2 separate regions of the Mus musculus genome follow, and region 2 is linked to region 1. The links are chromatin loops, found by intact Hi-C in ENCODE. Cell type or tissue: left cerebral cortex. All regions are shown on one strand. Region 1 overlaps Gabbr1 (gamma-aminobutyric acid (GABA) B receptor, 1). Region 2 has its middle 5.9 kb from the start of Trim39.

What was found. A loop is a pair of places that touch in the nucleus more often than their neighbours do. Peaks named below come from ENCODE experiments on the same cell type or tissue, not always from the same donor. Only the 100,000 strongest peaks of a DNase experiment are listed, where the experiment ranks them.
Region 2: it touches region 1 in a loop (2.6-fold over the local background); 1 of 42 quality-filtered maps calls a loop at or near these places.

Annotation. Positions count from the first base shown.
Region 1 is chr17:37,047,580-37,051,579 of GRCm38, reverse strand. Gabbr1 (gamma-aminobutyric acid (GABA) B receptor, 1) reads right to left here. Exons shown (of 23, transcript NM_019439.3): 3 at 3,923-4,000; 4 at 2,974-3,159; 5 at 1,783-1,803; 6 at 421-581. Among named protein-coding and RNA genes, the nearest start is that of Gabbr1, 3.6 kb to the right of the region's middle. In left cerebral cortex, CTCF peaks have their summits at 1,532 (motif pointing left) and 3,402; DNase peaks (open chromatin) are centred at 3,024, 3,471, 3,771, 3,882 and 3 more places; H3K4me3 peaks cover 3,625 bases; H3K27ac peaks cover 2,811 bases.
Region 2 is chr17:36,275,340-36,279,339 of GRCm38, reverse strand. No RefSeq gene overlaps it. Among named protein-coding and RNA genes, the nearest start is that of Trim39, 5.9 kb to the right of the region's middle. In left cerebral cortex, a CTCF peak has its summit at 2,138; no DNase peak of the experiment used is centred here.

The DNA of each region.
Region 1 (4,000 bases):
AGCTTTACCTTGCTGTTTGTTTTGACAGATAAAGTAGAGCCCTCTTGCCTCTCTAAATCCTTCCCCCCTTCTCTCCATATTCCTTTCAGCCCCAACCTACGCCAAGATTTACCTTGTTACCATGGTAAATGTAAACCCCTGAGCCAGCTGCCCACCTCTGACGTCCCTTCCAGCCCCCAACCCTGGCCAGGGATAGCTTACTTTAGAGGATCAGCACCTAAGACCCCCACCACTTCTGTGAATCTCCTACTGCCTTCAAGAGAGTCGGCCTTCAGAGCCACTGAGATATCCCAAAGCTCCCGCACCTCCTGTGCGTCTCCAACCAGTCACTCTCGGGAGGGGTCTGCTTCACAGTCCCAAAGAGGATCCATAGCCCTCGCCTCCCACCACCCCGGCCACGCTGTCCCTCACCCCGACTACCTTGCTGTCGTGGTGGATAAGCTTGAGCTCGTAGTCCGGCAGGATGTCTCTGCGGCTGTTAACGTCCTCCAGCGCCATCTCCACCGCAGGCTGGCAGGCCTGGCCCCCCGGCCAGCCCCCGCTCATGGGAAACAGCGCCCCGATGTATACTGCACGCCGTTCTGAGGAGGGGTGCGGGGGGACCCTCGGGTGAGGCCGCGGGAGATGAGGGGAGTGAGAGGCCCACACCGGAGCCACCCCAGCCGCCATCACCAGCAGAAGAGGCAGCGGCCACCCCACCGGGGTACAGGGTCCCCCCGGGCCCATGGCGAGGAGGGGCGGGGGCGGCCTCCTTGGGGTGGGGGCAGCTCAGGGGGGACACTTCTTCTGGGGAAGGCTTCTGGGAGGGCGTCGGGGAGGCGCCTCCATCCCCGGTCTCATTGGGGAGGAGGGGCCAGAGCCCGGGGAAGGCAGAGACGTGGGCTTCCTAGGGCCAAGAGACGCTCGCTCCCGCCACCGCGGACTCTCCTCGCCGACTGACCGACCGACAGAAGGGAGGAGGGAGAAAAGGAGCTAGGAGGGGGGCTTGACGTCACGGGCTGGAGGCGGGGATAGGAGCCAGTGCCGAGGCCCGAAGGGGAGGGGAGAAGAGGGAGAGCGCAAGGAAGGGAAGGGTCTCTGCCTAAGGAGACTAGAGGAGAGGATAAGGATTTGGAAGGAGAGAGGATAAGCACAGAGCAAAGAGGGGAAGCGAGGGTGGGTAGGTTAGGAGAGGAAGGTGACAGTTCTGAAAGGGGGATATGGGAAGATGGAGCGAGGAACTAAGGGTAGGAAGAGCGAGAGCGATGGGAAAGGCTTTGCAGAAGGGGAGAACTGGTATGGAGAAGTGCAGCTTAGGAGAAGGATAGTGTAGTTGAGGGAAGGCTGGAAGAAAGGTGATGGGAGAAAGGGTCTACAGAGGATGCGAGGCTCGCATGGGTGGGACCAGTGAACAGGGTCGACGGAACCTCGCAGGTAAAACCTGGGTAGGGGGTGGCAAGAGTAGGTCCCCGAGGTCTGAAGGAACCCCACGAAGGAGAGATCTGGGATCCTCCGGCGCGCGGCTGCCCCCTACCGGGCTTCGCGCTAGAAAGCTGAGTCCGAGAGGAGCGCGACCCGGAGGAGCGTGGCCAAGCAGGGAAGTGGGAGGGAGCGCGACCCGCGGAAAACCGCGATTTGGCGGCAAGAAACAGGTAGGAGAGGAGGGCCCGGCCTCAAACTAGAATGGGTGGTGGGACATGAGTAACAGGACACCCACAACCTAAGCAAAGATATCCTGCTGGTGGAGGGTGAAGAGTGAGGGGATGGGGGCGGCAGTGCACGCGGAAGGGTTTCTGATCTCACCTGAGTGTGGCGTTCGATTCACTGGCAGCAGGAAAGACGGGGATCAGAGAAGAGTTACCAGGGGCGCCCAGCTTCCCAGGCCTGATCCCCAGCCCCCTCCCACACCTGTTCATGCGGAGCGGAGACTGCGATGAGGGAAGGGTGCCTGAGGATAAGAGCAAGGCGGGGCTAGGGGTCAGGACTCGTGTTTTCTTCAATTATTCAAAGGACAACAGAATTTGTTCCAGCAAGTAAAGGGGGTCGGGTGCAGCTGAGTTTTGTAGAGCTTGAATATTATATACGTATATATAAACCTATGATCTCTTTAAGAAGACAAATTACAAAACAATTGGTTTTAAATAAGTGCTGTTTAAATACCTTAGTTTAGTAAGTTCTCCAAAGGTTGGTTAGCATATGCACACAGTCTTAAGAGCTCAAAATAAGGACTTAGTCAAAATGAAGAACCCTGAAGCTTAATTCATTCCAGGAGAGAAGAGTATATATATACAAGAGTTTGGGTGCCCAGAAAAGGGAGACGTTTGCAGAAAAGACAGCAAAGAGGCAAGCAAGGGGGTAGCAAACACAAAAGCAATCAATTATTCCCTCAAGGAATGATCAAGATTGTTAAAGTATACACAAGACTCAGTCTTCTTCCATCTGCCCTTGAATTATCACTGTTCTGGTCATTCTGCCCCAATTTTTTTGCTTTTTCCATGTTTCCAATCCCATATCTCACCGACTTTTTCTAAATGTAATGTATGATTTAATTCTGAATATTTACAGCAATTCCATTATAGAGTGAATAGCAAAGGACCAGTCCTAGAAGAGTGATACAGAGGATGTTCTAAGTCTACGGGGGGTGGGGGGGGAGGGTAGTTTTTTCCAGGGAGGTGGGGAGAGCAGTTTTTTAACTTTAAGAAGCTGAGGGGGGCGGAGTTGAGATTAATGAAGGAAAAATAAAAAAGGTCCAAGATTTGAAATCAGGAAGAACACACTAAAGGAAAGGAGGGTGGGGGGAAGCCCAACAGAAAGGACCGTGGAACCAAGTCTGAGGCAGGTGGGTGGTGTAAAGATAGGTTTCACCTGCATCCTCCCAAACTCCTCCCCGACATTCTTCATAGCAACCATCCATTCCCTCTACCCACTCCCACCCCACTCCCATTCTAGGGCAGGCACCCTCATCAGCTGCAGGCAGGCAGCTGTTCCCCTCACCCTGGCAGTGGGGCTTGGGGGTGCTCCACTGGCCCTGACTACAGATGCTCCGGGAGCTGCCCACCAGATGGAAGTCGGGGTCACATCGGAAATCCACCCGGGCTCCATCCAGAGCTGGGAGGTCCCCACCCGTCAGGAAAACCTTCCCATTTTCCAGGGTCAAATAAGACTTGGAGCAGATTCGGACTGTGGAGAGACAGGAAAATAAGAAAAAAGGCAAGTTGTAGAGGATCCTTCCCCTAGGGAGTACAGAGAATTAGGTTTGGGTCTGGGTTCACAAGCATCCTGCTCCACAGGAAATCAGGTGTGCAATGTCTGTGCCTCCCTACCTCCCCGTTCTCCCCAGCCCTACCCCCCCCCCCAGTATTCACATTCCTATCAGAAAAAAAAAATAGCATTTCTATTGTAGGAACTCAAGATGGAGCTATAAGCACACAAAACAGATACTGCTCAACAGCACAGTAAAGTGGGTACTCTTCTGCCTTTGAAATGTGTGGATGGACGTAAACCTGGATGCAAGACCAGATTTGCTTTTCTTATTATGGCTGGTCTATACTACTACTAAACTGGCTTATATGGTCATTGAGTGGGAGACAAAGGTGTCAGAAAATGTAATGAAATCGTCTTATAACTTAAAAAATAATCTCTCATTAATGAACCTCAAAGGATAACTCAGATGAAAAATCAAAGTTATTTCACCCAATGATCAGTATCCTCATGAAGACGATGAAGTGAATGTGCTGGCTGCTTAGCTTGCTTCCTCCCACTAGCTGCTCACAGCAACACCCCTCCTCCTACATAGTACTCATTCATTAAACGTATTTGTGAATTTGGTTCCACTGGATTTAAATTGCTGACTTGCAAAACAACTAAGGATGGTCTGCAACTGAGAATGGAAGGGCCTGAAGGAAGGGGGCAGGGATGGTGGGTGGCTTCCCAGGCTACTCACCACAGCGACTGGGTGTGTCCATATCCGTCCAGGAGCCGTTGGCCAGGCACTTGCGCACCTTGGGCCCCACCACCTCGC
Region 2 (4,000 bases), 770 kb after region 1:
TCTAGATTGGGCATCTATTCGTTCAAGAAAGACAAAAGATGATCCCATTGGTGCAATATCAGCTCAGTGTTACAGTGCAGCCAACCGCTTTCGATTGGAAATGCAGCGCACTGAACCAGTGAGTTTGCTTGGGTGTTCACAGTATTGTTGAGGGTTACTTACAGAACCATGGATGGCTCAAAGGCAAAAGCATCCCTGAAAACTCCACCCCAGCACAAGCCGAATCCTTATCATTCCCACCCAAACAACCGGCAATGTGGCTGGCTGGAGATTCTCTTCTCCCCAGCAAGTCTGACAGCTTATGTAATCTTTGGGGAAGTCTTTTGTAAATCTTGACAGTTTCAAGAGCTTCTAGTGGCCTCTCTCCAGAAGAGAACGTTCCATACCTATACAAAACCCTACTCCATCTGGCTCTTTCCTTCTCTTTGTGCAAGCTGGGTGATGTCTCTAAGCCTTGGGTGTGATAGATATGCAACTTCAATGCTCTATGGCTAAGCATTGTGATGCCACAATAAAATTGTTCTCAGAGCCAGGCGTGGTGGTCCACACCTTTAATCCCAGCACTTGGGAGGCAGAGGCAGGTGGATTTCTGAGTTTGAGGCCAGCCTGGTCTACAAAGTGAGTTCCAGGACAGCCAGGGCTACACAGAGAAACCCTGTTTCAAAAACAAACAAACAAAAATGTTCTCAGGGACCTAACCAATTATGAATCTCTGGAGAACTCCATCACTGCCTCCAGAATGAGTAAGGCTGTGGGTAAAAGGACACTAAACACCATTACACACCATGGAGGTGAGGGGTGTGATGGGGATAAAAGAAAAGCCTTGTTATGTAGCCCAAGCTGACTTCACAGCAACCCTCCAGCCTCAGCATCTTGATTGCTGGGATTATAGATATGCACCACCATACCTAGCTCTGTTAAGGAGAAATCTTTTGTGAAATGAAGACTTAGTTAATGTAGCAACATTATTCTGTCTTGTCTACTTCTATCACCTAGCTTGTCACAGTAGTACAGCCCCAGACCTTGGAAAGTCTAAGAGGAGAATCCTGAACTTGAGGCTAGCCTGGGCTACAAAATGAGACCCAGTTTCAATCAAAGGCCACAGCTACCCCAACTTTAAGCAGACACACTTTGATCAGCAACTATCAACATCAAAGCAAGAACTCCTACCAGAAAGATTACAACTCACTAAAGCCTCTGGCGATTAGAAATTTTAGCAATGGTGGGGAGCGTGTGGGGGACTTTTGGGATAGCATTGGAAATGTAAATGAAATAAATACCCAATTTAAAAAAAAAAAAAAGATCACCATCTTATTTGAAATTCATGGTGAGAAGGTGAACTAAATATATCTCCGAATTTATGTCCCTTTAAATCTAAATTTATTACCATTTTTTTAAGAAAGGGAGATTTTGAAGTTATAATCGATATTATTGTGGCTGGGTTCTCTTTTTTTTTTTCTTTTATGAAATAAAAAGATCCTGAGTCAAAAAAAAAAAAAAAAAAGAAAGAAAAAAATTTTAGCAACAACATATTCAACCTGTATAACAGGAAGAAATAGATAAGTAGTGTAATTCATTTGATTATAAATTATGCCCAGGAGGTAGTTATTGACATCATAGGGCAGACAGGGGTTACTAGCTTTCTTTCTTTGAGGGAAGGGGCACACCTTTAATCCCAGCACTTGGGAGGCAGAGGCAGGCGAATTTCTGAGTTTGAGGCCAGCCTAGTCTATAGAATAAGTTCCAGGACAGCCAGAGCTACACAGAGAAACCCTGACTTGGGGGGTGGGGGGGAATTAACCCTTTGAGGGAGGGAATTTTGAGCAAAACACAGAACAACTTTTTTTCCCAAGCATTAAATTCTATTAGCTCTTTTAAAAAAATATAATTATTTATTTATTTATCATGTGCAGTGTTCTGCCTGCACGCCAGAAGAGGGCACCAAGATCACATTACAGATGGCTGTTGGCCACCATGTGGTTGCTGGGAATTGAACTCAGGACCCCTGGAAGCACAGTCAGTATATTCAACCTCTGAGCCATCTCTCTAGCCTGAACAACTTTACTGTATAAAGGATTATCCTGGTTATATCCTAAGAAGAGAACTGTGACACTGCAGTAAATTCCACAAGGATAGAAATGTCAGTCCCGGGGCTGGAGAGATGGCTCAGCAGTTAAGAGCACTGACTGCTCTTCCAAAGGTCTGGAGTTCAATTCCCAGCAACCACATGGTGGCTCACAACCATCCATAACGAGATCTGGCGCCCTCTTCTGGAGTGTCTGAAGACAGCTACAGTGTACTTACATATAATAAATAAATAAACCTTTAAAAAAAAAAAAAAAGAAATGTCAGTCCCTCCTCCCAGCAAAAGCAGTGGAGATGCTGGAAATAATGTGGACCTGGTCTGTAGATGGACCTAGAGCTCTTCCTAATGAGCTCTATCAAAGCACAAGGAAGGAATTATACAGGGATGCAGACTGTGCCAGAAAAATGATAGAGATGCCACCAGGAAAAAAGGAAAGACTGCCAATGGCATATGTGAGGAAGGGATGTGGCAGACAGTTTAGGAGATACTGAGCTGAAATGTCCACTAATATTTTGCTTAGGTGGGAGGTTGGCAGAGGGACACTTAGGAACAATGTCTGGGCTGGAGAAATGGATCTGGGTGGGACACATATGAAAGGTATTAGACCTAAGGAAGTGATAAGGGCACCAAGGGAGTGATGGCTACAGAGATACAAAGAACAAGGACAGAGCCCTGTGCTCCAGTGTCAGCATTGGGATTAGAGCCCACACCAAAGCAGACTGCCTCATTCCAGTGCCACATCCAGAAGGCACGGAAAGCAGGAGTCACAGCTTTCCTGTGCACAGCAATCACAAGGATGTCACTACAACCTGCTGAAAGTCAGCTGTCAAGTGAGAGAGCCCATGTTTGTGACAAGGTTGGTCTGGATCCTGCTGGTCTCCTGATGGTCTCCTACAGTAACAAGGGCATAGAACAGGATTCCCAGGCCCTGAAGTGTCTCCTCTAAAGACTGCTCAACAGGCATTCTGGAATTCAAATGCCTAACAGTTGGGACTGGACTTAGGGAGAGACCTGGGTCCTTTTAACAACTCACAAGCATCCTGGTACTCAGACACATGGGGCAGTCCAGTGAGATCAACAATCAAGTGTAACGAGAAAAATCTAAAGCTGCACCTGGACTCCTCACCATGGCAGGAAACGTGGCAGCTCATTAACCTGAATGATGAAAGAGCCTGTATTTGCACATATTTGGATAAAGCAGTCACTAAAGGCTGCTAAACAGCAATTTACATGGTCACGTCTTTACATTAGATGTATTTCTTTCAGATGGATTAAGTGCTAGAAAAACTGACAGCTAAGTGGTCAATTAGGATGGAGAAGCAAGCTATTGTTAAACAGGACAGAGTAGCACCCTATAAAATGCACACACATCCTGAAGTACTTTCTTGGCCAAAACAGAGGAAGTTGTCTAGGATATATTAACATGTGTTGCCCAAAGACCACTGAAATTACCGAGAGGCCCTTATTTAACTAGAGGGAAAGGAACATCAAGGGACCAAAGCTGAGATTCCAGGACCTGATATCTGTTTGGACACTAACCAAATATATCCTATCTCTCTGCTTCCTCCGCACCACCATTTCACGCTGTCCCTGCCACTGATCTCACCTGGCTTTGCCTCTTCTTTCCAGAAGAGCTGAAACACACCCTACCATATACTTACTGAAATCTAAGAGCTTTGCACATGATATACCAGAAACTAAGCCTTACAACCTCTCAGCAATTAGGGATTCAACCATGAGAAGCTGCTGTGGTTGGAGAAGAGACCAGCGTGGAAATGTGACCTGGTTCACCAATCTGAGGGCTTGAAAGCAACATTAAATATGAGGAAATCATTACAATGGTTGGCATTACCGTTAGGCACACCCCTGCCCAAAGTCTAGGGAAAGCTGAAAAAGTGCATCAGAAATCCCTTC